7 separate regions of the Mus musculus genome follow, and regions 2, 3, 4, 5, 6 and 7 are each linked to region 1. A link is a loop called in an ENCODE intact Hi-C map of the cell type or tissue named here. Cell type or tissue: left cerebral cortex. All regions are shown on one strand. Region 1 overlaps Cpa2 (carboxypeptidase A2, pancreatic). Region 2 overlaps Cep41 (centrosomal protein 41). Region 3 holds the start of Klhdc10 (kelch domain containing 10). Region 4 has its middle 13 kb from the start of Mest. Region 5 overlaps Cep41 (centrosomal protein 41). Region 6 has its middle 10 kb from the start of 1700012C14Rik. Region 7 holds the start of 1700012C14Rik (RIKEN cDNA 1700012C14 gene).

What was found. Peaks named below come from ENCODE experiments on the same cell type or tissue, not always from the same donor. Only the 100,000 strongest peaks of a DNase experiment are listed, where the experiment ranks them.
Region 2: it touches region 1 in a loop (2.4-fold over the local background); 5 of 42 quality-filtered maps call a loop at or near these places.
Region 3: a loop joins it to region 1, with 3 times the contacts of the local background. A loop is called at or near these places in 2 of 42 quality-filtered maps.
Region 4: a loop joins it to region 1, with 2.1 times the contacts of the local background. A loop is called at or near these places in 6 of 42 quality-filtered maps.
Region 5: it touches region 1 in a loop (1.8-fold over the local background); 3 of 42 quality-filtered maps call a loop at or near these places.
Region 6: a loop joins it to region 1, with 2.2 times the contacts of the local background. A loop is called at or near these places in 6 of 42 quality-filtered maps.
Region 7: it touches region 1 in a loop (2.7-fold over the local background); 6 of 42 quality-filtered maps call a loop at or near these places.

Annotation. Positions count from the first base shown.
Region 1 is chr6:30,543,673-30,547,672 of GRCm38, reverse strand. It overlaps Cpa2 (carboxypeptidase A2, pancreatic), which reads right to left. Exons shown (of 11, transcript NM_001024698.3): 2 at 3,457-3,538; 3 at 2,648-2,782; 4 at 2,074-2,169; 5 at 467-568. Among named protein-coding and RNA genes, the nearest start is that of Cpa2, 4.0 kb to the right of the region's middle. In left cerebral cortex, no CTCF peak of the experiment used is centred here; DNase peaks (open chromatin) are centred at 214, 648, 1,004 and 1,839; H3K27ac peaks cover 2,146 bases.
Region 2 is chr6:30,689,411-30,693,410 of GRCm38, reverse strand. All of the region lies in intron 1 of Cep41 (centrosomal protein 41), which reads left to right. Among named protein-coding and RNA genes, the nearest start is that of Cep41, 2.3 kb to the left of the region's middle. In left cerebral cortex, no CTCF peak of the experiment used is centred here; DNase peaks (open chromatin) are centred at 382 and 1,608; H3K4me3 peaks cover 499 bases; H3K27ac peaks cover 394 bases.
Region 3 is chr6:30,401,229-30,405,228 of GRCm38, reverse strand. Klhdc10 (kelch domain containing 10) reads right to left here and starts at 3,374. Exons shown (of 10, transcript NM_029742.3): 1 at 3,079-3,374. The coding sequence starts at 3,235. In left cerebral cortex, a CTCF peak has its summit at 1,591 (motif pointing left); DNase peaks (open chromatin) are centred at 1,565 and 3,447; H3K4me3 peaks cover 3,389 bases; H3K27ac peaks cover 2,488 bases.
Region 4 is chr6:30,722,978-30,726,977 of GRCm38, reverse strand. No RefSeq gene overlaps it. Among named protein-coding and RNA genes, the nearest start is that of Mest, 13 kb to the left of the region's middle. In left cerebral cortex, no CTCF peak of the experiment used is centred here; DNase peaks (open chromatin) are centred at 2,084 and 2,272.
Region 5 is chr6:30,670,222-30,674,221 of GRCm38, reverse strand. It overlaps Cep41 (centrosomal protein 41), which reads left to right. Exons shown (of 11, transcript NM_031998.3): 3 at 2,852-2,899. Gm13782 (a long non-coding RNA gene) reads right to left here. Exons shown (of 5, transcript XR_377397.3): 1 at 3,918-4,000; 2 at 3,556-3,612; 3 at 250-356. Among named protein-coding and RNA genes, the nearest start is that of Gm13782, 4.7 kb to the right of the region's middle. In left cerebral cortex, no CTCF peak of the experiment used is centred here; a DNase peak (open chromatin) is centred at 2,393.
Region 6 is chr6:30,469,306-30,473,305 of GRCm38, reverse strand. No RefSeq gene overlaps it. Among named protein-coding and RNA genes, the nearest start is that of 1700012C14Rik, 10 kb to the right of the region's middle. In left cerebral cortex, a CTCF peak has its summit at 1,874 (motif pointing right); a DNase peak (open chromatin) is centred at 3,751.
Region 7 is chr6:30,458,520-30,462,519 of GRCm38, reverse strand. It overlaps 1700012C14Rik (RIKEN cDNA 1700012C14 gene), which reads right to left and starts at 1,535. Exons shown (of 2, transcript NR_131049.1): 1 at 1,391-1,535. In left cerebral cortex, CTCF peaks have their summits at 2,249, 2,448 (motif pointing right) and 3,846; DNase peaks (open chromatin) are centred at 2,413, 3,061, 3,284, 3,682 and 1 more place; H3K4me3 peaks cover 766 bases; H3K27ac peaks cover 3,233 bases.

The sequences.
Region 1 (4,000 bases):
TTCTTGTTTGTTTTTAAGCTGGCTTTTACAAGGAAAGAGAGAAGAAAAAAAAAATCCGCAAAGAACTCCCACTTTGATTAATATCCCCAGTGCTCGCCCGCCCCTCCCCCCCCCCCCCCCGCCCGCCGCCTCTCCAGCTCGGCTCCAATTGGCGCGCTCGGCCTGGCTCCTCACGAACGCATCTATCAGGACACATTAATTCTCTCCTGCAGACCTGCGTCAGCGTGCAGGAAAAAGAGGGGAAAAAAAAAAAAGAAAAAGAAAAAGGAAGGGGGCGGGTGGTGGTGGAGATGCTCAAAACCAGCAAAGACTGGTTAGGAAGGAAAAAAGAGAAGGAAAAAAAAAAAGAGCGAGAGAAAAAAGGGGTGGGGGGTGGGGGGGAACTTGCTCTGCAAGCGCAGCTGGGAGGAGCGGGATTCTAGAAGCATCATGAGAGGGAAAACAAAAGTCACTGCTCCCTTTATACCTTGAGCACATTCATGGGCCGATTTTCAAAAGATGAACCGATATTCACTTTGCTCACTAGACCAGGGTTCTCAGCCACGAGGTTATCCATTTCTTGGTAAATCTGAAAGGTTCAAATGATAAACAGGCATCTGTAATTGAGTGACTGGGCGAATGCAGCTATTAGGGTCTTGTCGCCCGTGCGTTCCCAGTCTCTCCGCAGCCTGGCTGGGGACGGCAGGAAGCCGTCACGGGGATGATGAGTCACTCTGAAAAAGAGAAGCCATCTTGCCCCAACACAGCCGGTTCTTTCCAGTTCTGTGCAAAGTAAAATGGCACTTGTCTGATTTGCCTGTGACTTTGTCCCCCCTAGACCATGTCCAGCAGGGAAGTCTTTCACCTTAACCAGCAAACCGTAGTGACACTAAAAGAGATGTGGCAGACTTGTGCTACAAAATACAAAATGTGCTAGTGCAGGCCCTGAGACAATGGGGACATCCTCCAGTCACTGGCTACTCCGACCCCAATTTTTAAGGCTCATTGAAATTCTGAGCATTCCCCACATCTCAAGGCTTCCCCACCTTTACAGAGACAGACCTGAAACAGTATCCAGCTGTTGCCAGCGTTTGCTGCCACAAACACCTATTTGTTAGATCGGCAAGTGAGAGAGAGCATGCTTTATATATATGTATTCTTTCACACTCTTCTTCTAGCCAAACTAAGACACTTTTTTCTTAAGTGGGAGAATTTTAGGAAGGTAACAAGACACATATAAATATATATAATATATATATTACCAGGTGGTATTACCCCATGCTTAATCCTGCTGGTATTTCTGGCAGTGAAACAAATCCGTTCAAGTCATATCTGCACCCCACCCCACCCCACCCCAATCATTTTAAATAGCTTTTACCACTAAATAAATTATGGCAAAAAATTAATACATTTTAAACTTCATTTGTTGGCTTATTGCCTTAGTCTTTCCTATTCTTCTCTTCACCTCTTAACTCCCATGATCACTGCCAATTGGACAGTGCGGATAAATAGATCTATACTGGCTTCCCTGAAAAGGCTGTGTCACACTAGGAAGTGCTGTGTACTCCTTGAACCTCCAGAGCCCCACACAGCCCTGTTAGAGAGGAGAGTGAGACCCAGAAAGGCAGAAACTAGAATTTCTGCTACTGTGTGACCTTAGATCAGTGTGCACTTTGGAGCCCCCAACAAACACACAGACCCTCGCGTGGGAGTCAGGTGATTCAGAGTGGTCCCCTGACACATCCAAGACCACCGGTAATCATCACTCTTGAGTGACTCTGTAGCCTGTGCAGCTTAAAACTCGGCACAGGAGTGTTGTGGGAAGAGTGTGAAAGAGCTATTTGTGGCCTCACTTAAAACATTCCTGACACCTCCAAAATAACCGAGTGGCTGTTGGGATGGACAAGCAGACTTCGGTTCCTGCATTAAGCAGGCACTGACTACGAAATCTGAGGGAGACTTTAGGAAGCTAGGAAACAGAAGGAGAATAATATCTAGGTTATCCAATCACCCCACACCCACCCCGAGGAAGTAGCGTTGTCCTCAGAGAAAAGAGCGGCTGGTTTCTCTGATCTTCCATTTTGAAATGCCTACCTCTTCCAGGGTATGGTAGGCCCCAAAGTTGAAGTTAGTGCCACGCTCTCTTTGCTGGTTGAACAGCATCTCTTCACGCTCTTGATCCAACAGAACCTAAGGTGAAACAACTCTATGGTTTGCATTGCCTGCAATGCACCAGCAATGAATCCAGTCTGGTGGGGTGAATCAAGTGCTGAGGCTTGGTCCCCCGGACCGAGCTATTCTCACTGTGTCTACATCTCATCCATAGGCTCTGGGTCAGATACCTCTTATTCCGTAGTACTCTGAGAAGGCATGGGTTATGCATGGGCTGGGGTCAGGTAGCAGCTGCAGGCCGGGGATGACAGTGCTTAGAGGGCCTTCCAACCATCTTGTGGCTCAGCCTGCCTTTAGGAGTTAACCTCTCATTAAAAAACTAATTGAATCACTGATTGATTGGTCTCCCTCCATTTGCATGAAATGTGCCTCCCTGCCACCCTGTATAGGCATCCTCACGGACTGAAGACCCGTGTGGAACCCACAGGTCCCTTTCCTGGCAGAGCAGGAGGAGGACCAGCAGGCCTCTCTGCAAGGCTGCCTTCTGGAAACTTACTTGAACATCTTCGATCATGATGGAATAAGTAATCCCCTGGGACTCCAGGAAAACTTTGACGTCCTGGATGCTGGCAAAAGGAACTCGGACATGGACTGTCTGCCTGGGGACGCTGGGGGATTTCCAAAAATCAAGCTGAAAGGAATAAAGATTCAAGCCAAAAAAAAAAATGATGGAATCACTCTGGGAGAAACAGATAGCTGTGTACTGATGGATTTCAATAATGCAACTGGCTGCCTAGTTGATTTTGAGTCTACAAAACCAGAATCATTCCAGAACCACTGGGATACAGCAACAAGAGATTCTGTGTACCCAAGGGTCAGCAAATATGTTGTTTTCAGCACACACACACATACACACACCATGACCAGATATTAAAATTGGCAGAGAAAGAGATGAATTTAAGTTATGGGAGGTCTTAAAAAAATAAAATCAATCTGGCACTCAAGAGGTCCAATTCATTTCATCATGGGGTATTAATGCCATAAATAATTTTAAGGGGGAAATAATGAGTTAAAGGTGTTCAGCTTTCACAGTTTCCATCCTCCTCCCCCCACCCACTCAAGTCTTGCAGTAGTCCTGCGAGATATGAAGAATGATATATTTTTCCTCAGTTTTCTGATTGTGAAAATGAATCACCGGGAAAGAAGGCCATTTGCTCGGGGCTGTAGAGTTGGAGCTAAAGTCCAGGTTCTAGGAGTCGGCATCCCACATTACCTCCAAGGAGTCAAACTACAGACCCGAAGTAGCTGCCAATCGCGCCGACTTTATTTACTGAAGAGAGAAAATGCTGATGGGATGACCAATACCTCAAGGTGCTCTTCGGCCTCCAGTTGCAGCAGAGTCTTAATTTGCTCTTCATCATTCGGGATCACCTCAAGAACTTGATCTCTGAAATAGATTAACCACAGACAGGACCTTAGAAGCCAAAGCTGTTCACCATTTCCTGTTGTTTTGTGCTCCGGTCAGCCTCTGCAGGGACGTGAATGCAGCAGTCAATAATCCCGTTCACAAGCCAGAAACTAATAAATCCTGCCCTGACCCACATCCCCGGAATGAGGAGGTGATCAAACAGCTTGATTTCCTCCAAGGAAATGTTATCTAAATAATAATGAAGAGGTGTACCTGCTCCTAGCAGGAAGCTTGCTTGCCGTTAAAGTTCCCTTTCCGTGAGCTAATGAGTATTTGTCAAACAACACCTGCTGCTCATAAAGCACTGGCTTCTAAGACTTGTCTGTTCCTGCTTTTCAGAGAGGAAAAAAAAGGAAGAAAGAGGGCAGGGAGAGTAATTAATTTAGTGCTCGTAAGAGGAGTTAGAGCCACATCTGGGGACACATGAAGTTTTCTGGTTGC
Region 2 (4,000 bases), 150 kb before region 1:
CGACGTTCGAGGCTTGGAGGAGCCAAGTACATAAAGACACAGCCCCTGCCCTCAAAGAGTTTACAGTCTAGGAGTGACACCTGCAAACAAAGTAAAAATCAAAGACCCCCAAAACATGGAAGGAGGTGAAGGGGCCCATCACTTCTGAGTTGGGGTACCCCAGGCCAAGCCGCCCTTGCAAAGGGAGCAAAATAGGGCCCTTTGTTCTCCTTTACCCTCAGTGCCCTTGTGCATTTGTAGCAGTTTAATGTCACCCAGTGTTATTTGACCCTTACCAAACAAGTAACCAGACCTACAAAGAGAACGACAGAGTCTCTACAGTAGAGTTCAGTCTAGTGATGGAAATTGGTGAGCTTCGGGAGAGAGATGGAGGAGGAAAGACAGCACTCAAGCTGAGAGAAGGAGGGGCGTTCTTGAGCTGAAAAGGCCCCAACCCATCAAGGCCACTCGTGAGTCAGGTGAAGAGCTTGCTAGAACAGCCTGTGTAAAGCCAAGGAGAGCTTCAACTCCGACCAAGTCCCAGTAGGAGTCTACAGAACAAAAGGCAATTTGAGAGGGGCCTTCTGCACCTTCATAGCAAACACCAGTTGTAGGTCTTGGATTTCTTGTTGAATGCCTGGTGTCGGAAACTGTGGCATGTGTATTGGAGTGCCATGATAGTAATGTCTGTTATTTTGGTGGGGTTTTTTGTTTGTTTGGTTGTTTTTTGTTGTTGTTGTTTGGTTGGTTGGTTGTCTCTGAGACAGTCTCACTATGTAGCTCCAGCTGTCCTGGAACTCACTATGTGGACTAGGCTGGCCTCAAACTTAAAGAGATCCACCTGCCTCTGCCTCATAGATACTGGAATTTAAAGGCATGTGCCGCCACTACTAAACCTTGATAGTGATGTGTAAATATTACACAGTGTCACTTACATTTGGAGTCTAAAGTCCAACTCAGTGAAGTAGAAATTAGAATAATGGTCACCAGAAGTTAGGGATATAGCGTCTGGGACAAAGAGATGCTGGTCGCAGGGTAGAAAGTTTGTTAGGAGAACTAAACTTTTGAGATGGCACAGGAGATGACACAGCAGGGTGACTAAAATATAAATTTAATGTACATCTCAGATTAGCCAAGAGAACATTCCAAACCTCTCCTCACAACAAGGGAGGTAATGACGATATTTACTAACTTAATAATTGCACAGTGTGTGCATGTCAACCTTTTTTTCCTAGAAATAAATTATGTTTTGTCAACTAAAATAATATCAATATTAGATGCCTGTGATGGGGTGGGCTGGGTAGTTCAAGATTGGGAATACCATTATCCTGCCTACTGGTCAGCACGCAAGAAGCTTCTAAGGAGTTTTAGTCATGTGCTCAGACTTGCATTTTAGGCACCATCATAGCCACACTGTGGTGGATGGAGTTGGACAGGCTGTGTCGAGGAGCGGAGACATTGATGAGGTGGTTATGTTGCCATATGTCTGAACTGATGCTAGGAAGTCGGGGCAGAATGAAAGAGAACTATTAGGTGTAAAACCCACCATCAAGCATGATCGCCCTTGAGAGAGGGCATCAAGGCAGATGACTTCCATCCCCAGCTGGGACCATTCATGGGCTCTCCTGAAGGAAGCCGGAAATATAGGACAAAGAGTCCGTCAGAAGAGGAAGGATGTAAACACTTGCTGTCTTTACTGCCTTCTTTGAGTGGAGGGCCACTTCCAGGAATTCTTGAGAAAGAATGCATATGTGTTTTTGTACCCAAAATATCCTATCTAAAACTGTCTCCATTCTACATTCTTATTCTTCTTTTTTTTCCCCTGAGTGTGTGGCTGAAGATAGATTTCATGGTTGGAAAACAACATCTTGAAAACATTGTGCTGTGACCCAGCAGCCAGTGTGTCTGTAGAAAAATCCAAAGCCATCCTGTTGCTTTGTGACTTGTTGTTCCTTTCAGGAAGCTTCATTTTGTTCCCTGTGTTAGAACATTTCACAAAGGATTCCTTGTTATGGCCTGTTCTCATTCACTTTGATAAACACCAGAACCTTATATCTTTCTAGTCTGTAAATTTTTTCTTGAGTTATTTTACAGTTGACTTCATTTCCTCCACCCTCTTTCTCGGGTTCAGCATTTTGATATTATACCCATATAAACTGGTTCTGATTTTTTTCCACTTCTATCTCCTATTTTTGTCTTTCTGCTTTAAGAAATTTAAGTTTATGTTGGGTGATGGTGGCTTACACCTTTTATCGCAGCCTGATCTAGAGTGAGTTCCAGGACAGCCAAGGCCCTGCCTTGAAAAACAGGGAGGGAGAGAAGGAGGGAGCACACACTGTATTTTCTAATTCTTGTATTGATTGTAGTTTCTGCTGTGTTTGTGTGTGTGTGAGAGAGAGAGAGCCTATATGTGTGTGTGAGTATATGTATATATGTGTGAGGGTACATGTGCAGAATCCATGTATATAGGTATTTGTGTAAGTGTATGTATGTATATGTGTGTGAGTTTTATGTGTGTGGGTATATGTGCAGGATCCACATATATGGGTATTTGTGTATATGTAGGTCAGCAACCTTGGGTACTCCCCGCAGATGCTGTTGACCCTGGGTTGTGTTTGTTTGCTTGTTTGTTTTTGAGACAGAGTTTCTCACTAGCTTGGAATTCAGTCGGGCTAGGCTGGCTGACCATACGTCTCAGAACCATCTATCTCTGTCTTTTTAGCACTGGGATATCACCCCAGCCTTTTCACATGAGTTCTGGGAACCGAGGTTAGATCCTCATGCTTGCCCAGCCATCATTCTTCTGAGATGTCTCCCAGACCCCCATCATTTTCATTTTTAAGAGCTATTTTTTCCCTCTGATGTTCCTTTTTTAAAGGCGTTATTTTTATAGATTTGCAGAAAGGTGTTAAAATAGTACATAGGTCTCTTGTTCCCTTTAGTCAGCTTTCCACAGTGTAGTACACCATCAGAACTAGAGTATTAAAGCTTGTACAACTTGTGTATAGTTGTAGGCTATCTCACCACCTGTGTGCATATGCACAGAGCTACTGTTACTTCATTACCACAATAGCTCCCTCATGGCACCTTTCCCAATCACACCCGTTTTCCTCTCTTACTGCTCTCATCCTTGGCAACCACAAATATGTTTTCTGTTTCTGTATTGCCACCTTAAGAATGCTATAGGAACAGAGTCATCCAGTGTACGACCTTTTCGGATAGCTTTCTCTTTCTACTCAGGATAGTGTCCTTGAGACACCTCAGGGTGATGCATGCAGTTGACTTCTTAGTTGTTGACTAGTACTCGTAGTGTGGGTAGACCAGTACTCTGTAGTCTGAATAGACTGGTTTGTTCACTCATTAACTCATCCAGTCAGTGTAAAACATTTTGATTGCTTTCAGTCTATTAGAAATAGTCTATTAGAAATAGAGATTTCAGCTTTTGTGTGGACAGTAATCTTCATTTCTGTAAGATAGATAGGTACCCAGGAGTACAGTGGCTAAGTTATATGGTAAGCATATGTTTAGTTTTCATAGAAAATGTTGTGTGATTTTTTTTCCAGAGAGGCTGTACCACTTTTCATTCCTATTAATAGTGTATGAGAATTTTAGATTTTGCAAAATGTTGGTAACATCTGATATTGTCAATGTAGATAAACCATGTTATTTCATTGTGGGATTAAAAACGGCGGGGGGGGGTTGGGGGGGAAGGTAAGAAGACAACTTGTGAGAGTTGGTTTTTCTACCATGTATGTTGCCAGGTTTGGTGGTGAGTGCCTTTACCTACTGAGTTGTCTCGCCAACCCTCATTATGGTCTTAGTTTGTAGTCTCTAATGGACACAAAGGCTGGCAATCTTGTCATGTGATTATCTGTCATCTAGAGAACCTCTTCAGTAAAATGTCTTTGTGGGTTTTTTTTTCTTTTTTGAGATTGGGTCTCACACTGGAGCTCACTGTAGTCCTCCAGCCTCAGCCTCTGCCTCAGCCTCAGCCTCAGCCTGATGAGTGCTAGGATTACAA
Region 3 (4,000 bases), 140 kb after region 1:
AACATATATATATATATATATATATATACACACACACATACACACACACACATAGAGTACGTCTTTCCCAACAATATTCCTACACAAATGCTATATATACCTTAGGAAAAATGAGTGATACAGGGAGAAGGGCTGTCAGAAAGGTGAAAGAAGGCTCTTATGGAAAAAAATACAACTGAGATCCAGGAAAGGTAAGTTAAATAAGAGGAGGAAGCACACGGGTTCCTCCAGGAGAGACGCCCGTGTGCAGTGACTTCCTGTGCTGAGGGAAGCAAAGCAGAGAACACAGAACAAAATGGAGGACAACCCAAGGCGAGAAGGCACTTGGTGTAGGGCCATCTAGGACACGATAAGGGTCTCAGCCTTACTGTGAGAGCAATGAAGCAGCAAGAAAGGTTAGGTACAGTGTCATGTGCCTGTATGCCACTACTCTAGAAGCTGACACAGAAGGGTGAAAGGTTCAAGGCCAGCCTGGACAAGGTTAGACCCTATGTTAAAAACAAAAAAGGTAAAAGAAAAAGGCTATAAGCAGAGATAATAAAAGATTTGTATTTTCAAAGATCAGTGATATATGAATGGGAGGCTCTAGCAGACGTAGGAAGTCTGCTTAGAAAGCTACTGCAGTGACCCTAAAGGACAGTGACAGAATTAGTTACAATGGAAACAAAATGAACAAGACTAGGTAGCTAACTATAACTGAAGTTGGTGGGGAGCTTAAGGAGACCCAGCTTTCAGATTCCCATAAGTAGATGGATAAAGGTCCTACCACCAAAGCCAGGCACAGGCCTTTAACCCCAGTGCACAGGAAGTAGAGCCTGGAAGATACCTTTGAGTTTGAAGCCACGCTGGTCTACATGCTATATAGTAAGATTTTTGTCTTTTACATTTTCTCAAAAGATACTATCCCTGAAAGACAATGAGGACACTCCAGGAACACCACCATATTATACTGCTTTGTTTCACAGGGACTGGACACAAGACAGAAATGTTAGAAAGAAGAAAAAAGGTTCTTCAAGTATGTGGAAGCCTTAGTAAAGAAGGGTGAATTGGAAAATAGGGATAGAAGTCAAAAGAGATGAAAAATTAATAACCAAACAAACAAAAACAAACACAAAATCAAAAAGAAAAAAAAAGAGGAAGAAAAGATAGGTCTCTAGCGTCAGCCATAAAACAGACCTACACATTCCTTCCTATTCCTCACTACCACTTAAAATAGTCTGAATTACTTCAAAATAGAGTAAAGAGCTATAATATGCAGTACCTAGGAGAACAAAGGATTAGTATGAAAGAATTTATTATTTATATCAACATATATTATTGAGCTATTGGGAATTTTCTAATTTTGAGAACGAGGGAAAGATGGAGACCGCCTGTGTGGGAAGAAGGAGCTGAATGCCAGCCTGGAAGAAAGGAAGCAGAACGAAGACTGACAACTCCACTTCTCCAATTTTCACAGTTTAAGCACGTTTTATCTTCACCTCTGGACAAATGGCTGTTCTTGTCCTCCTGTGCTAAGGGAATGCAGAAATAGCGCCATACTTCAGACCCTTATTTGAAATCATGGCTTACCCTGCCCTCATGTGGTAGCAGAGAGGAACTGCACCAGTATGTTGCAGGACCCTGAGAATGCCCACATGAAGTTCATGGTGTAATAATTAATCTATGACCAAAGACTTAAAAGATTGCAGGCAGAGAGCAAACTGGGAATAGTCCTTGCCAAGGGATTTATCTTCTAGGCTTAGTAATGCAGAAAACCTAGGGTTTTGTTGTTAACTGATGATAACAAAAAAAAATGTCTCCTTTTTTCTTGTTAAACATCACATATTTAGCAATTCCAGAATACCAGTCTGATACTGTTTATTCAAATCCAATTTATGGTATATTTGATTATTTACAAATGTCTCAATTTTATTTTAATGGCATGAACAAATGGGTTAATGAACATTTCTGGCACACATCAAAAACCATATCACAAATATTAGTAATTATCTCTCTGAATAAGTAAAATCCCCTTTGTTATCTTTAAATTAATCAACTGATTTTTTTTACCACCTAGAAGAACAAGTCACAATAGTAAACACAATTCAGAAACAATCAGGTTCTCAAAACATCTAAACAAATATACCACTGATACAATCAACTTAACACTAGTCACACATACACAAAAAAACATGGCGAAGGTCTAGTACATCATTCCTGACAATTCTCTTCACGGTGAAAAAAAAAAAAAAACACGACTGCCCAATAAAATGATTTAGCATTCTGTGCATGATTTAATTCTCTACCTTTTAACAGACTGAAAATTTGTAAACGTACGCTTTTTACAACTGTTTACACACATACCTACATGACTTTGTTTTGTTTTTTTTAAAACATGTGAACTCAAAGACCATGAAATTTTTAGCAGTAGGTATATTTTTCCAATTTTCAGTTTTGATACCGGGATCACATCCTTTCGTTTCTTTATATTCATGATCTTCATTTCCCCCTTTTAAAATCTAGTCACCATTACCCATTCTGTCTCTGTACATCCCCAAATATTACTGATTCAACCATTTCCCTTAATCTTTTTTATTTTCTTTCCCATATACTCCCTAGCCAACACACACACACATACATACATACACACACACACTTTCACATGCTCATTCCATTTCAAAATATCCAACTCTGACACAGTTGGTTGGCTTTTTTTTTTTCCTTTCAAACAAAATCACTTCTATATTGCTCTCCTCTCCTTAATTTGGCACTCCTTTTGAAATAATTTTCCACAGTTAAACACCAATGTCTTTCTTTCACAACATCCATCCGCGGAAGAGGAAAAGATTAAGAACCGGGCAAGCGAAACATTTGGGAATGTCAAAGAGACAGCGGCCTCTCGGTCGGGAGGAAAATACAACTCTCCTCCCCGAGCTGTCGACACAGCGAGACTTCTCTTCGGCGTGCTCCGGTTCCCCTCCTGACCTCAACGCCACCTTCCTGCTGCTCTGCTTCCCTGTCCTCCCTCGGCTGTGTGTCCGAGGGGCAGCAGAGCCCGGCGACCGCCACCTTCTCGCCGGCAGCGGCCCCACCACTCACCTGGCAGGTGCGGCCGTCCCGAGAGCTGCACGAATCGGTTGAGCTGTCCGGTGCCCCGACCCCCGCCGGCCGCGCCGGCCCCGCTAACCCCGCTGGCCCCGCCGGCCGCGCCTCCTCCCCGCCGGCGGTTCCGGTCCCAGCCCTGGGCAGCCGACATGGCCCGCTAACGATTGCCGCAGCCCGGTCCCGGCAAGCCCCTGCCCCGGCAGCGCGAGCCGAGCCTCCTTCCCGGGCTCCTCAAGAGACCCGGGAGACGGGGGCCGGGGTAGCGCCGGGCTCTCCAGCAACCAATGGCTGGCCGCCTTGGTGACAGTGGACCAATGGGCAGTCTCTTTCTTGGCAGGTGGAGGGAGGCGGGGAGAGACGTGGTAACCATAGCTATAGCTAAAAGAGATGGGGGGAGAAAAGGCGTAAGCAGACGCTCAGAGAGCGCATCGATTCCCGGAGCTCGCCCGCTTCTCCGGGATGCTGGGGGCTCAGACCAGATAGTCGAAGACCGAGCGGGGAGGCTACGCCAGAGGAGACTCCCAAGCAGGGTCGCTGCCTCAGCATGGTCGATACTCCGGAATTCTGTCCCATAAGCACTGCATTTAGAAACATCATAGGTACACAATGCATGTACTTGGTGTTGGTACATCTGTCTGCAGTTCTGCAAACTGAGCCCCGGTCTGCGGACTGTTGCCACACACAAAGGGCTCACGGGAGGTGGGGGCAGGGGGAGGAGTCAGATGAAATCTAAAAAACTCCTGGCTTTCATCATTTGTTTTGTCTCACGGTGGCACTGCCGGGACCCTTCCCCTGCAAAAGCCACGTCAAGAGCAAACAGCTTTAAACCCGATTAGCAAATACCGAAAACTGTTCGATATTAGAGTAATCATAGAAACACAAGTGAAAATTTCAATAAGAAAATCTTTCAGGCATC
Region 4 (4,000 bases), 180 kb before region 1:
ATGAATGAATTATTTGGATAATGATGTGTTTCAAATAAACACTACCATTTTCTCCCTAGAGAAACCCTAGCAAGAACAGAGCAAACACAAAGTCAACAGAAGAAAGGAAATGTAGAGAGCAGAATTAATAAAACAGAAAAACAATATTGTTTTAGAAAAAAAAATCACTGAAAATGAAAGCTAATTCCTTAAAAAGATCAATGCAATTAAAAACCTCTAGAAAGCAAAGGGTATGGGGAGAATTACCAGTATCCAGAAGGAAATTAGAAAGAATCCTTAAATAAAAAAGAAATGTTATGTCAATATATCTAATAACATCAATGAAATTCATTCCTTTAATCCAAATAACCAAGCTCACTGAGGAGGGAGGCTGGGGGTATCTACTCAATGAACTAGACTCAGGGTTCGAATCCTTCCTGCAAAGAAATCCCAGTGACCTCAATTGTGTCCTTCCAAATACCTCCTGAAGAAGTAACCCCTATTTTTCCAGTCTCCTAGAGCCAGAAAAGGCCACTCTCCAGCTTGTTTTGTGAGGCCAGAGCTAGTAAGGCAAAGCAAAGGTAAAGGCAAAGCAAGAAAGTGACACACTGCACTGCTGGATCCACCAAGCCCATTTGCAGAAATCCTTAATACAGTTTTTGGCAAAGTGAACCTAGCAATATATAAAATGGATGCCACATTATAACTAAATGGAGTTTGTTACGGAAATGCCAAAAATCATTTTAATATTCAGAAGTCAATTAATATAATTCACCACATTAAAAGATTGAAAGTGAAGAGTCATCTGAATAGATTTAGAAAAGCATTTGGCAAAATTCAAACTCCACTCTTGATTAAAATCTATCATCAAAGCAGCAACAGGACCCTCTGAAATCCAACAAAGCCTCAAAGGCCAGTGCCAAGGCTTTTCCTCCTGACAGATGAACAAGGCTTTTACATCCTTCCCTCCCCTATCATTCTGGAGCCTTAGCCAGTGAAACGAGGTAACAAAAAGGAAAAAAACACAAATGAACAACAAGAACCCCATAGCTATTGGAAAGAGGAGGTTGAATGTCTCCACTGATACATGTGACACTGAAAAGCCCCAAGAATCAACACAGAAAGTACCAGAAACTATCAGTCTGTTGAGTTTGTGAAATACAAGGTTAATAAAGAAAATCAATGCTATATGTCCTTTTAACAACGAGGAGCAATCAAAAGTTGTACTTCAAAAATATCATTTATAGTAACATCCACAAATATGAAATGTTTATGGATAAATTAACTATACTAAGCAAGTGGTACCCTAAAGGAAAATCAATGATGTGAGTAGGGGAAGTGCATCCAGGTGCATCCAGCACCTGGACTGGAAGAGTCGATTTGTTGAAGGATCAGTCATCTGTTGTCCTCAAGTTGACGTGTATATGGATTGAATAAAATCACAAGAATTTCAAGTGTTAGAAAAATAGCAAACAGATTCAAGTTTATGTGAAGAGCAAAGGACCAATAGTCCATATACTTGTAGTCCCAGCACCCCGGAAGCTAAGGCAAGGGGGTTATAAATTTGAGTCCTGCCTGGGCTACATAGTGAGTTTCAAGCCAACCTAGGCTATGAAGACCCAGTCTCACAAACAAACAAACAAGCAAATAACTAAATCAAACAAGAAATGAAAAGGATAAAGACAATCAAAATCATACAATGAAGGATAAAATCAGAGGACATCAGCCATCCATTTTGAAATTTATTTTTATTAATTTTTTTCACACAATATATTTTGATCAGGTTCCCATTTTAAGAGTCACTGTCATTGTCGGAACCTTGCAAAGCTAATGTTGGTGTAAAAACAAACACACAGGACAATGTCACAGTAAAGAGTCTAGAAATCACTTTACATAGGTAAGATCATTTGATTACCAGAGAGAGCCAGGATAAGGGATAATGGACGCACCAACTTGAAGGAATGGGTATGTATGCACAAAACATAAAAAATAAAATAAAAAGCTTGGAACCTTTACGTCATTTACACACCTTTAATTTAAGATGAATCATGGGTGACATTAAAATATACTTGGAATGAGTCATGGAGCTAAATATAAGAGCCACAAGGGCTCTAGAAGAAAAATCTCAGTGGGCTATGGTTAGGCAAAGTTTTCTTAACTAGAACATAGAAATATTTTTTTTAATTCTATTGCACCCTTTAATCCTATAATTTCTACCTTTTCATAAAAAGTCTTCTCTCTCAGTCTTTGGGTTGCTGAAAAGGAAACAGGAAAAGGAAGGACCTGCCATATTTTATACTTTACAGGAGCTGAAATGGACTCAGGCCAGCGCTTGGATGCAACCCATCATGGATAGTCATCTTGTCGATTGGCTACCGTTTGCTTTGTGTTGGTTTCCTTTGGGGGCAGTTGCAGTGTTTAGTATGTATGACAGAGCTCGGCAACCCCAGAGAGAGACAGAACAAAAGTCCTGGACCAACTCTTCATGTCCCAGCTTGGATACATGGCCTTCCCAGAACATGGTTCTGATGGCCAGGCTCAGGCGCGCAAGCTTGCCCTCAAAGCAGAGAAGGGATAGTAGAAAGGTACTACTTTCCGAATTGAAAAATAAGCTGTTGTTTTCTTTTCAGTCTTTAGAATGGGGCCTATGGGTGTCACCTTTGGTGGCTCTCTAAGAACCCAGCAAGAAGGGGGAGGGGGTGGCCTCTGACCAGATGTACCAGCACTCTTGGAGGTGGGGTAGAAAAGAGTAAAGGAAGATGTCGCCTGAGGGCTCCTCTTCTCCCTCCTGGCTGAAACAGAAGGTGATCTCCAGGAAGAGGAAGAAATGAAACGGAGCTGGAAGGCTTTAGAAAGGACCACTGAGGGAAGCTGGGTAAATGAAGGACCCCTGGGCCACCAGGCAGGTGGGCCACCAGTGGGCTCCTTTCTTGGGCCACTTGCCCCCAAAGCTCCGGGGTAAAACTATTGTACTTCCAAAGGTCAGACCTATTTTGCTTGATGGTAAATCACCTGAAGCACATTTATATTAATACAAATAGGAATTCATTATGAAGTCAAATACAAGCATTACATGAATTTTAAGATCAAATGCAAATTTCATGCTTACAATAATCCCTTAAAATTGCTTTTCACTCCCCTCTTCATGCAAATTCAGGCCTCTCCTCGGCTGTTAGAAGATTTTGATAGAAACATTTGCAACTTGCCATTTTAAAGAATAAAGGCTGGGAATTAGGAATGTTCCCCCCCACCCCTGCCACCCTCCCCCATCCCCCGCCAGACACTTTGGCAGAAGAAGAAGCCAGGCAACTATTCCAAGTGGATAGATTAGGTCCGTGAGGACCGAACTGACCTGTGGCTGGGTTGGGAGAGCCAATGCCCATGCATGAAGGCTTGGAGGCTGCGCATGCAGCCCTGGGAGCAGCCGCGCTCCTGGGTAGCCTGAAAAGTATGGGAGCCTGCCCTGGTCTGGGGTCTGGATGAGTGTCTCTTGGTAGAAGTAGGAATCTGGTGTTCTTGGAGAGGCAGATTTGTTGCTGGGGTCAGAGGAAGTTCATCTAAGAACAACCAGCTCTAGCAAGCTGGCTTTCAGCTGAGAGAGAGGGATGGAGCCCAGAGGTCCCCGAGTTCAGAGGTTCAATCAAACAACTGGAGTTCCACAAGAACTTCTTAACAGCAGGAAGAAAGAGAGGGGATGGGAGAGAAATAAGACAGATAGACCTTTCCCAGGAACCATGTCTGTTAGCTAGCCTCCCTTTTTATACTTCCACATAGACTCCAAAAACTGCCTTTGTGAGAGGCCACATTGTTCAGAGAGTTTGATTGTCTTCACATCTCTGAGAGTGAAATACAAACCATACTGAACTGAATTACTGTTAATATTTTTATATATTAATCGTGCTAAGTTAATTTAAATTATGTCATTCTGCAGATTGTAAGAGGTGTATTGTATTATACAGACAAACACACACACACACACACACACACACAGGTGGAAGGATCAGCTCTTGGCCATCAACAC
Region 5 (4,000 bases), 130 kb before region 1:
TTGTTTGGCTTTTTAATTAGTCTTATTTAGGAAAATTTGGCAATAATACTTGATTTTTTAAAGTCTTAAAAGATTAGTTCTCTGATAGCTTTTCAGGCTCCTCTGGTATAAAAGACATGTTTGTAAATAAATGACCTATGAAGTTCCTCTGTTTCCAGTAATTTTGTTGCAATTAGATGTAGTAAGACAAAGCACTTACGTGACACACTACTAGCAAACGGGTGATAAAGTGCCACTGTTCATACTTACTGAGTCGGTCACAGGGCCTGGGGGCAGTCCTCAGTGTCTCCTCTCTCCAACTGAAGCCCTGTGGAAACTCTCCACTGTCTTCTCCATACCTGGAGAGGAGCGAAAGGCTGGAAAGAAAAGAGCCTTTGTTACTTTGTTACTACCTCTTTTAGATTTGTTCATAATTTCCCCAGGTATTTGTGAAATACGAGAGGTTTTTTATTTCCTGCCTTTTTCCTTCAGTAGGAAAAAGAAATGATGGGGGAGTGGGGGAGCCCTTGCTTCTGAGAGTCCCAGTGGGGGTCTGCTGATATAGGATGCAGTGTTGTGCAAACCCACAGGAAGTGTTGATAGTGAAGAAATTAACTTTCAGGAACAGGCACATAGCTTAATGGTAGAGCATTCACTTAGTACATATATGGCCATGGGTTCAATCCCCAGCACAGTAGAATTTTAAAAAACATACACACACATATAAAAATAAAGTTAAGATAGTTTGTTAGTAGAAACAGTATTAGTTGTAACTACAGTATTTTAATAAAAGATAAAATCAATGAGGCTGGCTGTTGTTTTCCATTCCTCAGGGAGTTTGTAGCATCAGATGGTCCTGTGATCAAAGAAGGAACACTTCCCACAGTTACAATGCTTTTAAAACCACAGGAGAACCGTGGCCATAGCTTAAGGTAGAGTCCTTTCCTTGCATGCAGGATGCCTGGGGTTCAGTCTTCACTACCAGTTACAATAAAACACCAGTAGAAGAGCCAGGTGGGTCTATGAACCATACAAGAAACCAGGAGGTTGGGAACACTAATCCTTGAATAATTGCTAAGTTGCTGCATTGCTGGGCAAATTGATGAGGCTTTTTTTTTTCTCCAAGCTTTCTTCCTAGATTGCCTAAAGCTCCCCCAAACCTAAAGGCACGGCCACTTCAACCACACACGGTGAAGGAGACAGGAAGGACCTGTCAGTAGGGTTCTTGTGTCGAGTGTTTTAAGGATAAGACTGTAAGACGCAGAACAGCAAACTAATTGGCTTTTTCTTCAGAACCTCATTGTGTTGACTGGCAAGTCCACACTTGAGTTCAGAGCTGCGGTAGGAAGAGGGGTGGGGATCCAGGAAGAGTTGATGGTTTCTGCTGTGGGATTCCTGGGTCAGCTCTTTGGTCAAAAGGCTTATTTTAGACATTTAAGAAATATTGGCTTTTTCTTTCTGTTCCTTTGTATATCCTCCCCCCTCAAAAGTAGGAAGAGAGCTTTGACCCAAGAAAGAAAAACCCAAAGCTCCTAAAACAGATTTACTTAGTTTTTGCCTGGTTCTTAGTAGCTTGGCAGCATCTTCTGAAACATACTCAGGCTCTCTCTTGAGAAGGCGTTAGGCCTCCTAAGCAGCCCCAATTGCTTGCAAGCTTCCAGAAAGACACCATCTGAGTTTAGGAGTACACTGCATCCTTACTATCATAATAGAGAGTGTGTCCTAAGATAAAAACAGGCTAAAATAATGATGACAGTAATCATAAACAAAAGCCTAAATTTGTGGATTTTTATTCTGTGATGAATCCATGGTAAAATTTTAATAACAAAGTAAGTATGGTATAATTTCGAAAATACATTTGGGGGGGTTTAAGACAGGATTTTTTCTCTCAGTTTCTGACCCAAACATGAAGAAAAATTCAGAATAGTGCTTTGCAGTGTGAGTTTATGTCATTTATTAAAAGCATTACTTTGATCAGAAGTTAGGCTGAGACTCAAGGTTTAAAGAGAGGCAACGCTGTAGAAATGAAAATTATTTTGAGTGTTTTTCATTTACCATATTTAGGTGCAAGATGGAGCTTGCCATGTTAAATCAAATCAAATTGCAGCACATTCAGTTCAAATAACAATAATAATAACAGCTATGGCTTGAAAGCTAGAATTTAATTCATTTGGAAACCAGAATGATCAGTTTTAAAGCATGAAACTGCTCCAGACCACCTTGGCCAGTGCTGAGTGCCGTAGAACCAGACCATAAAACATGAGGGTTGGGTGTGCTCCACGGCAGTGGGAACCTCGGCACGCCAAGCCCATGATGAGCGCTAGTGCCCAGATTGTGTGGTCTAGTTCAGGCTGCAGCATCAGCATGAATAGTGAAACACCATGGGGGAAGGGGAGGGGAAGCCACAGAGACAGAGTGGAGTGGAAAGAGTTGCTTGGGCAGCCACAGAGGCAGATTTTACACTTTCAAAGATGATTGCTTCTTTCTTGTCTTCCTCTGTATATCTAAGCACAGAAGACTGTGGGGGTAGAAGGAGGAAGAACACCACTGACTCTAAAAAGGAAACACAAGGGAGTGTGGGATCATCTATTTTGCCTGAGGCTGAGGAGGTTAAGGAGGTGCACAGCAAAGGGGAGCACTTCACGGGTTCCCTTTCCCTAGCTGTCGCCACCTAACCTGAAAGGCTGTTGAACACACACACACACACACACACACACACACACACACACACACACGGCTCATTTGCCGGTTCTCCCAAGTTCTCTAGTAACAGGCCAGAGGAGCCGACAGGGTGCTTACTCTCAGCCTGATTTCACAGTGGTACTCAGTTCCCAACAGTAAAGCATAGCTAAGATTTGCCTTCTCTTTCTAGGTAACAGCATGACCAAATACATTGAGAAGCTAGAAGAGATTAAAAAAAGTGAGTACCGCTATCGATGGCCTTGGAGAAAAGATGGGACCCTGTAGTCATCTATCAGCTGATGTCAGCTGGCCGTTGCTTCTACAGTGGCCATGTGTGGCGGGCTTTGGGGGTCAGGTGAGCCTGGCAGACACCCCTGCGGCTAATCAACTTCCACCCTTAAAGGAGCCTTAGTGTAGAATGTGGGGACAGCCACAGCCCAAGCTTCTGGTTTTGTTGGACTGTGGTCTTTGTGGTCTTTTTATCTGATGCCCAGTCTTCTTATTCAGTCCATACCTGAGTCGGAGTAATAATAGCTCTCTTCATAATGTTTTCATGAATATTCGTAGGTGAGTGTTCATGACCTGACCTTAGTGTTCTCCATTGGCCACCCATTGCAGTCTGCTTTCTTTTAATTAACAACCATATTTCACGCATATCCCTTTTAGAAGCTAATATTCTGCAGAGATGTCTGACTGGCCACTGAATTCGTTGCCCTCACCAAGAATCGTCATTTTTCAATCTGTGTCCAAAACCAATCAATATAAAATTTAAATATTGGGGCCAGAATTAAAGAAGATGTAAAACATCTGTTTTCTAAGATGGATTTGACTGGTGTGAAGTAGGAGAACCCAAAGCCAGGGTTTTTGGCCTATGACAGGAAGAGGCTGTCTTACCTCAGTTCAGGAGTTGGCTCTGCTAACATGCATCTTCTTGGAAGGGAAATTACAATTCTGAAATACACCAGAAATTATTTTTGATACAGCAGATAATTTTAATTAAAAAAATTATGCCCCATTTTAATTGCACAGTGTAAGAGATCCACAGTAGATGCAGCTTGGGGGCAGTTTTCTGCACTCTTTATTTCCCTACACTCAGCTAGAAGATCTGGTTCTACAGAGATTTTAAAATACATATTTAATATTAAATAGGTATATGGTTTCAGGCCCTTCTTATTCACTTTACATGACGTCAGTTATATGTCTTAATTAAAATGCATTACATTTCTGAACTATAAAAGAAAATCCTGTTTACTCACCGACACTGCCCTGCCGTCATTCTCGGTGCACGTGAGGCAGGCAGCACCCAGCTGGCCTGCTTCTGTCAGGGGCTTGTGTGCTC
Region 6 (4,000 bases), 74 kb after region 1:
CCCCAGACCTCCCTGGGACTAAACCACCAACCAAAGAAAACACATGGTGGGACTCATGGCTCTAGATGCATATGTAGCAGAGGATTGCCTAGTCGGTCATCAATGGGAGGAGAGGCCCTTGGTCCTGTGAAGGTTCTATGCCTCAATTTAGGGGAATGCCAGGGCCAGAAAGTGGGAGTGGATGGGTTGGTGAGCAAGGGGAGACAATAGGGGGTTTTCTGAGGGGAAACCAGGAAAGGGAATAACATTTGAAATGTAAATAAAGAAAATATTTAATAATAATAATAATAAATACCTGTCCAAATGTCACTTCTTCATACCTGTTAGGATTTGGATGTAAACTGCAGCACTCCATGTGTCTAACCAGTTGGTCTCCAGATGATGGCACCATTTTGGAAGCCTACAGAAAACTTGAGGCGATAGGACCCCGCATAGGCCCTGAGGTTTACAGCTTTATCATGCTTCCTGGTCTGCTGAGGTGTAAGCTATATCTTTCCAGTAATAGATCATATCATATCATATCATATCATATCACACTGTGAGCCAGAATAAACCTGTCTTCTCTCTTTTGTTAAAAGATTGATTGATTGATTGATTGATTGATTGATTGATTTATTATATGTAAGAACACTGTAGATGTCTTCAGACACCCGAGAAGAGGGTGTCAGATCTCATGAGTCACCATGTGGTTGCTGGGATTTGAACTCAGGACCTCTGGAAGAGCAGTCAGTGCTCTTAACTGCCGAGCCATCTCTCCAGCCCAACCTCTCTTCTCTTGTCCAGTCTTTAGAGTCACAGCAACAAAATGTACCTAATGCCATTTCTTGGTACCCAGCAATAGCAGCCAGCCAGTGTTATCCTCTGCTCAGGTGTTTACTGTAAACAGGTGAGTGAACTCATCTGTTTCCTCTTGTTCTTCCCCGGTATATATAGTACACTGGCCTTGCCTGTCTGATGGGGGAACAGGACCTTAACCAGCAGCTATGTTCCAGGAATCCCTTTTGTAAATGTATGCTGTGGAACATACAGTGAGGTGAACTGTAGCCGGTCTTTGATACTTTGTGGGTTCTTCTTTCCCCACCCTTTAACACCCACACACACACACACCTGTGAAGGGAGAGAGAGAGAGAGAGAGAGAGAGAGAGAGAGAGAGAGAGGAAGAGAGAGAGAGAGGTCCCTGAATCTAATGTCTTTCCTTTTGTTTCTTCTTAGATCACAACTACTAACAAACTGCAGCCAACCCCTGACCACCAACCCTGCCTCTTGGGGCCCTCACACTTATATACCCTCTAAAACGTCCCCAGAATTCCAAATGTCACACAATCGCAGAAACTATCTGCAGCTGGCAAAAACATGCCTCTGCTAGAGCACAAGGCAAATTACAGTCAGCTGCTGTGGACAGTCTGAAGCAGCCCCATATCCCACAAATTACAGTCAGCTGCTGTGGACAATCTGAAACAGCCCCATATCCCACACCTGGGATTAAAATGAAAACTTTTTTTTTTTTTTGGTTTTTCGAAATAGGGTTTCTCTGTGTAGCCCTGGCTGTATATCCCACATCTGGGATTAAAATGAAAACACTTTTTTTTTGTTTTGTTTTGTTTTTCGAGACAGGGTTTCCCTGTGTAGCCCTGGCTGTTCTGGAACTCACTTTGTAGATCAGGCTGGCCTTGAACTCAGAAATCTGCCTGCCTCTGCCTCTCAAGTGCTGGGATTAAAGGTGTGTGCCACCATGCCTGGCTATGAGAACAGTTTCTTATATTTCTGTGGGTTTTTTTTTTTTTTAAGAATCCAAAATTCCAGAATTCTTTTCTTTTTTCAAAAAAAAAAAAAAAAAAGATTTTGTTGCTGTCCTCAGACACACCAGAAGAGGGCATCAGATCCGAATACAGATGGTTGTGAGGCACCATGTGGTTGCTGGGAATTGATCTCTGGTAGAACAGTCAGTGCTCTTAACCACTGAGCCATCTCTCCAGCCCAAATGCCAGAAGTCTTAAGGATGTCACTACAGGTCGGGTGTGGTTGCGCATGCCTTTAATCCCAGCACTTGTGAGGCAGAGGCAGGCGGATTTCTGAGTTCGAGGCCAGCCTGGTCTACAAAGTGAGTTCCAAGACAGCCAGGGCTACACAGAGAAACCCTGTCTCGAAAAACAAAAACAAAAAAAACCCCAACCAACCAAACAAACAAAAGAATGTCACTACAGTGAACAAACATGGCAGCTCACAACTTTCTGTAGCTCCAGTTCCAGGAGATCCAGTGCCTATCTCTGGCTTTCATGGGCACTCCACACACCGGTACACAGATGTACGTGCAGGCTATAGCCCATACACATAAAATTTAAAAAGTAAAATAAATGACAAGAATAAACTACTACCCCAAAGAAAAGGAACACATCAGCTGCTTAAAGCCTAGACAGACAGTGGTAGTTATTACCACATACATTCTGTTAGCCAGTACTTTATTGCATGGGCACATCTAGCTGCAAGGGAGTCTGGGAAATGTTTCCGTTTCCAGAAGTAAACTGGTCATGCCACAGCTGCTAGCCCTAGCACTGTGGAAATATGGATATCAGATAGATGACAGAGTCTGCCCCTGAGGGATATGTCTGAATGCACCCACAGAGCTTTGATGGTGCTTGGTTTCCCAGGATGGTGACTGGTGTGGATGTGGGATTTGTCAGGTCACCTGAACGAGGCCATCCTCACCAAGCACTTTGCTAATAAGCTCGCTCTCTGCTTTCCTCAGGCACTGGAAATAAGGAAAAAGTAAAACCATAGCAGATATGTTCATAGTCTTTCCTATTGACCAATATAAGTTTCTGGGCCACATGCACTATGTAATTTACAGAACTTGGAGCAAACTTTTTAAAGTGGGGCTCCTTGTAGACTTTCAAGACAGCCACAGTGGAGGATTAAACCATTCTCAGCCCCTCCAAAGGGCAGGGTCCCCTATGCCTGTCCAAGTCACAGTGTCTAAAGCCAAACTCTGTCCGTACTAAGACAGGCTCTGTTACATTTATGAAAAAACGCACACAATCATGTTGGCTTTTCTCATAGCTTCAGTTTTAGGTGAGAATTTCCCCTCCTTGTCATGGCTCAGGAAAGCTTAGAAATGGTTGGAGACCAAGCTGATCAAATGTCTGGTTGTGTGAAAGTCCAGTAGGGTTTGGCGTGCCCTTGCTGGGCACTGGTCTATCTGCCAGAAGTCAGTCCAAGGGGCTTTCTCCTTTCCTTCCTTCTCACCTGACTGGTTCCATGGTCCAACACAGGACTTATCTGATACTCCTAGGGCCTCCCATTGCCAACTTGGGTTAGACTGTTCTAGCTTCTAGTCAGAGACAGGAGGCTGCCCGTCCTTGTCACCCTTGTTTTCCTCACAAAGATGCTTCCACGTTAGGTATCCTGTCCCATATCTGAGGTGCTGAGGTGGTTGGAGAGGCTATTGAAGGCTTCCTGATTTGGCACAGCCTGCATGCTGGGAGCAAGACTCACCCTGAAGGAACTGGGTGGAACAGTGCAGGCAAGAAAGACGAGAGCATCAGGTGACAGGCCGGGCACAGAGATTGCAGAGAGCAGATGCAGCCGCAAGGGCAGACGAATGTGCCAGGAGAGCCAGGGACAAGCGAGTAAGGTGTCAGATGGGCACGCTTTCCTCCAGGGGCAGGCAGGCTGTGCAAGAAGCCAGGCAGAGGACAGGGGAATGATTAGCAAGCGGGAGAATGAGTCACGCAGCCAGTCCCCTGGGCAGCTGCACGCGCAGCAGGCTCTCCCGGGCACTGCTCCATGCCAGGCTGCACAGCTGGTAGAGAGAAAGGGGCCAGAGCTCCTGCAGGGCCTCTCGAGGATGGGCTAGGAGCCTGGCTTCTAATGACCACCTGCTCCTGGCTTGGGTCCAGAACTGCCTACGACCTCTGTCTCTGGGTACAGCTTGCTCCCCCCATAGCTTCAGAGCAGGCCTCAACTTAGGGAGCCATGTTTCTCCTCAGTGCCCCTCCACCTT
Region 7 (4,000 bases), 85 kb after region 1:
ACCCAGGCCCCTAGCTATCCAGCTAGCTGAAAGTGTTTATTGAACACCTACTTTGTTCCAGGCTCTAAGGACTATGGAATGAACAAGATAGAGTCAGCTCCTGTCCTCCTGATGGTGGAACAAACAGGCAGTAAACTCTATGACCATGGGGGAGATGGGAAGGGGACAGAGCCGGTAGAAGGGTCAGGGCAAAGGCCTTGGAGTCTTCCTAGTGGGACCCTAGCTTTGACTCTTCCTCACTGAGATGATATTTGAATAGAGAACCGGAGATGGAGGACAGACCCACAGAAACGCAGGAGGAAGAGCGAGCCACTGGTGCCAAGGCCCCCAACAACACACTTCATCATCCAAGGAGCGGCACCATGGCTGGACTAAAGGGAGCATCGTGGCAAGACACCAAGGTCAGGTAGCTTTGGAATCCCCACGCCATGGAAAGAGCTGAGATGTGGCCTTTCTGGGCATCTTACAAGGAAAACGCGTCCATCTGTTGCCTTGTTCTGGTCTGAAAGGTATCTCCCCCCCCCCCAGCCCCCCCCCCCCCGACAGATCAGGTGCTTCCACTGGCTCCAGGGAAAGGCTCCGGAGCTGGGATTTCCAAATCTTGGAAGCCTCACTGCCAGGAGTCACCGTGTGGCCTGAGGAAACCAAGATACCTCATACAGATTCCACATAGTCCCTGTCTCTACTGCTGCGTCCCTGGGGTCAGAAGAAGACCAACCCATAGCTTCTGTCTTTTTTCTCCTGGCCGGGCTATTCAGATGATAGCTAAAGACAAGGCAAGCTGCCTTATCTTCCCCAAGCCGGGACAGAAGGAGTTTATGAGGACGCTGATAGGAACCCTGAGAGGCTACTGGCCCTCTCAGGGTGCTCCTCAGAAAAGTCTCAGTGTGTGGTAATTATCTGGTTAGTGAGGACTTCAGCTGACCTCTGAAGAGTGACAGGACAGTCCTCCTCCTTCAGGAGATGGTGACCCACACCCATCAACCCATGCTGGGGTTACTCTGTTCTTCTCATGGTGCCACACAGGAGCTGGGCCAGTCTGGAGGAGAAAGGATGCTGGAGCCTTACTCTCAGGGGAGGAGCGCTCTCTTAGCTCACTCTCCAAGAACTGGGTGGGGAGTCTTTCAGACAGAACCTGTCTTTGGCCCTGAGTCTCATCCTGGTGACTGAGCCGGGCTTATCCCCGTGGCTTAGCAGAGCGAGCGGCCATGGAAGCTTTTCTGGACTGGGCTAGCAAGGCGTGAGGGTTTAAGCATGTGCCCGGAGAGCTCTGGCACCTGTTTGATACTTCCCAGGTTGATGGTGGCATTTCTGGTGTGAATCCAGCCCCTGGAGTATCCAGGTCCCGGGCTCCATCTGCCACCTCACTTGAGGGTGCCAGGCCCCTCACCTCTCCTACTCCAGGCCCACATCACCTTCCAGAATAACCCCCATCAGGAACGCGGCTAGGATCTTTCCTCCCTGTTGCTTTTCCAGTGAGGCCTCTTTTCCCCTTCATACAAGCACTTCCGAGAGAGCCAAATCGACCGCCCTCTAGGTTGCCATGGAAACAGAGCTTTCTTTCCTCCCTCCTGTTTACCTTGGTCAGGGGACTGCGACAAAAAGCAGCCTGTCGCAGGAGGAGAAGGGAGGGCGGGGGAGAGCGGAGGGAGAATCAGCTTGCCTTAAACCAGATCATTCCGGTTTGGAGTGGTTCTCTCCCCCGCAGCCCTAGGCCCCTCTTGCCACACTGGGCTGTGGAAGGCAGGGAGGGAGGGAGGATCCTCATCCTGCGAAGCTTTAGTGGAGAAGGTCCTACACCCGTGGTACCCCGTCCTAATTCCAAGTGGACCTGTCTCCCTCAAGGCCAGAGTTTGGCCTCCAGTGCATCCTCTGGAGGTGCTGCCCCAGGGTGACTGCTGTGCTCAGGTTGGCTCCCCACCCCAGGATAAAGAGATGGGAGCTGAAGGCCAGGCCTTGCTCTGTATATGTACTCTTGAGTGCCCTGGCCAAAGTGGCCTCACCCTATTTACCAAAAAGATCATTGTCGTAGCCTCGAACTTAAAATTTCCCAACTAACTGCCTTGGAGCGCGATTATATATCAGTGCCTTCTGAGCACCGCCTCTCCTCGCCCTAACTTTCCAAGTCTCCTGCAGTTTTTCTGGTTTCTTTCGTAGGCTTCCTCCCCTTCCAGAAGCCACCAGGAGGTGGTGGGTGCTGTCCCTGAAAAGCTTTCTAGCTCTTTGTGCTCCTCTGAGCCTTGAGCTAAAGTACTCTATTCTCAGTACCTGATTCCTCTAACCGGTTTGCTGGGTAGAAGCCCTGCCTCCGGGTGCTATCAGCCTGAATACAAGGTTGTGCCCCGGTGGCATCCCAGCCGGTTGCGTACCCACTAGATGCACAGTTAGCGTGGGCACCGGCCGCTGCTAGTCGCGGTGCCCACGACCAGGACCAGCGCTGCTCGCCAGGGGGCGGCAGAGAACCCACCCTGGGCAGCTTCTCCGCGAAGCACGAGGCCATTTTACATTCGAAAAATCCTGACCTGGCTCCGCATCTATGTGGACACTGGGAGCTTTGCCGGGACAAGTGACTGGCGGTGGCACCTGGGGGACTTGGCGCTCGCTTCCAGAGCAGCTTCCCGTCCCAGGCACAGGCTTCATCGTGCTGCACTGCGGCTCCGCGGAGCCCCGCCCACCTGGGGAAGGGTCTGGTCCTTTATCGGTGCAGTGAGAGTTCTTACCAAGGAGACCCTTCCTCTGGCATTGGGAGAGCTGGTAACTCCCTTGGCAAGAACACTTTGGTGGCCCTTGGCTTATCCTCCCGCATCCCAACACAATGTTTTTGTTTGGTTTCTGATTTTGTTTTAAGAAGCCCTGGTTGGCCTGAAACTCAGTGTATATAGACCAGGCTAGCCTCAAACTCACAGGTCCACCTGCCTCCGCCGAAATGCTGGGATGAAAAAACGAGGGTGCACCACCACGCCGGCTCCAGCACAAATTAGCTAAGCAGAAAGTGGACAGAGTGACGCCTGACTGCAGCACGTGGCAGATATGGCTCTGCTACCCTGCAGGGAGAGAAAGTGGGCCTTGCAGTCTTAGAACCTTCTGAGGCCCAGACTCTTGGTAGCTTTAGTGAGATGGTTCATAAAAGATGAACTGATCTGCCCGTCCCTTCTGAGGTGACACACACTGACACTTGATGTATTTCACAGATGCAACCGCTGTGAGGATCCTGGCTTGGTGTTGAGTGCCAAGAATAGTAAGTGGCCAGCGTGTGCCGCTGTCTGTGTCCTCTCTTCACCAACCCTAGAGCTGGGCTGAGGAGCCAAACTGGACAGGCCCTTCCCGCCTGCCTGGCTGCTGCCTGAGCCGAGCCGAGAGACCTCATTTCTGTGTGTCAGGCTGGGCTGTCCCAACCTTGGTGAATCAGAATATGGCTAATCTGCAGGGTCTCCTGGGAATAAGGTCCACCCCCGCCCACCTCTTTTCACCCAACTATGGAGAAGAAAAAGAGGTACAATAATACTCTTGCTTGATGTTATAAAGGGACAAGATAGCAAGGAACACATTTCCCGCAACACAATAAGACACTTAGAACAACAGATTGCTTTTTTCCCCAAACCTTCTCCCCCTTCATTTGTTCCTCTCTAGAGCTGGCTCTTAAAGGTTCCCAGATACCAGTCAGGCTGCGTGTGAACGAGTGGGGAACTTCACAGTTGTATCCTTTGAATCATTCCAACTACAGACTTAGTGAGAAAAGCTATTTTCACACTATCTAGAAAGACAAGTTGTTTGGTTTCTGTTTTGTAAGGAGAGGGAGATGCCAGCAGTTCAGCCCAGGCCTCCCTCGAATGTCACAGGCTAGGCAGGTTTGCTGCCACCTAGCTATATCCCCAGCCTCCACGTCAGTCTCAACACTACTGGACTAAGTAGTCTAGACACTGATGCCTTTGTTTGTTTGTTTGTTTGTTTGTTTGTTTGTTTGTTTGTTTTAGACACTATTCTTTTTATCTCTAATTAA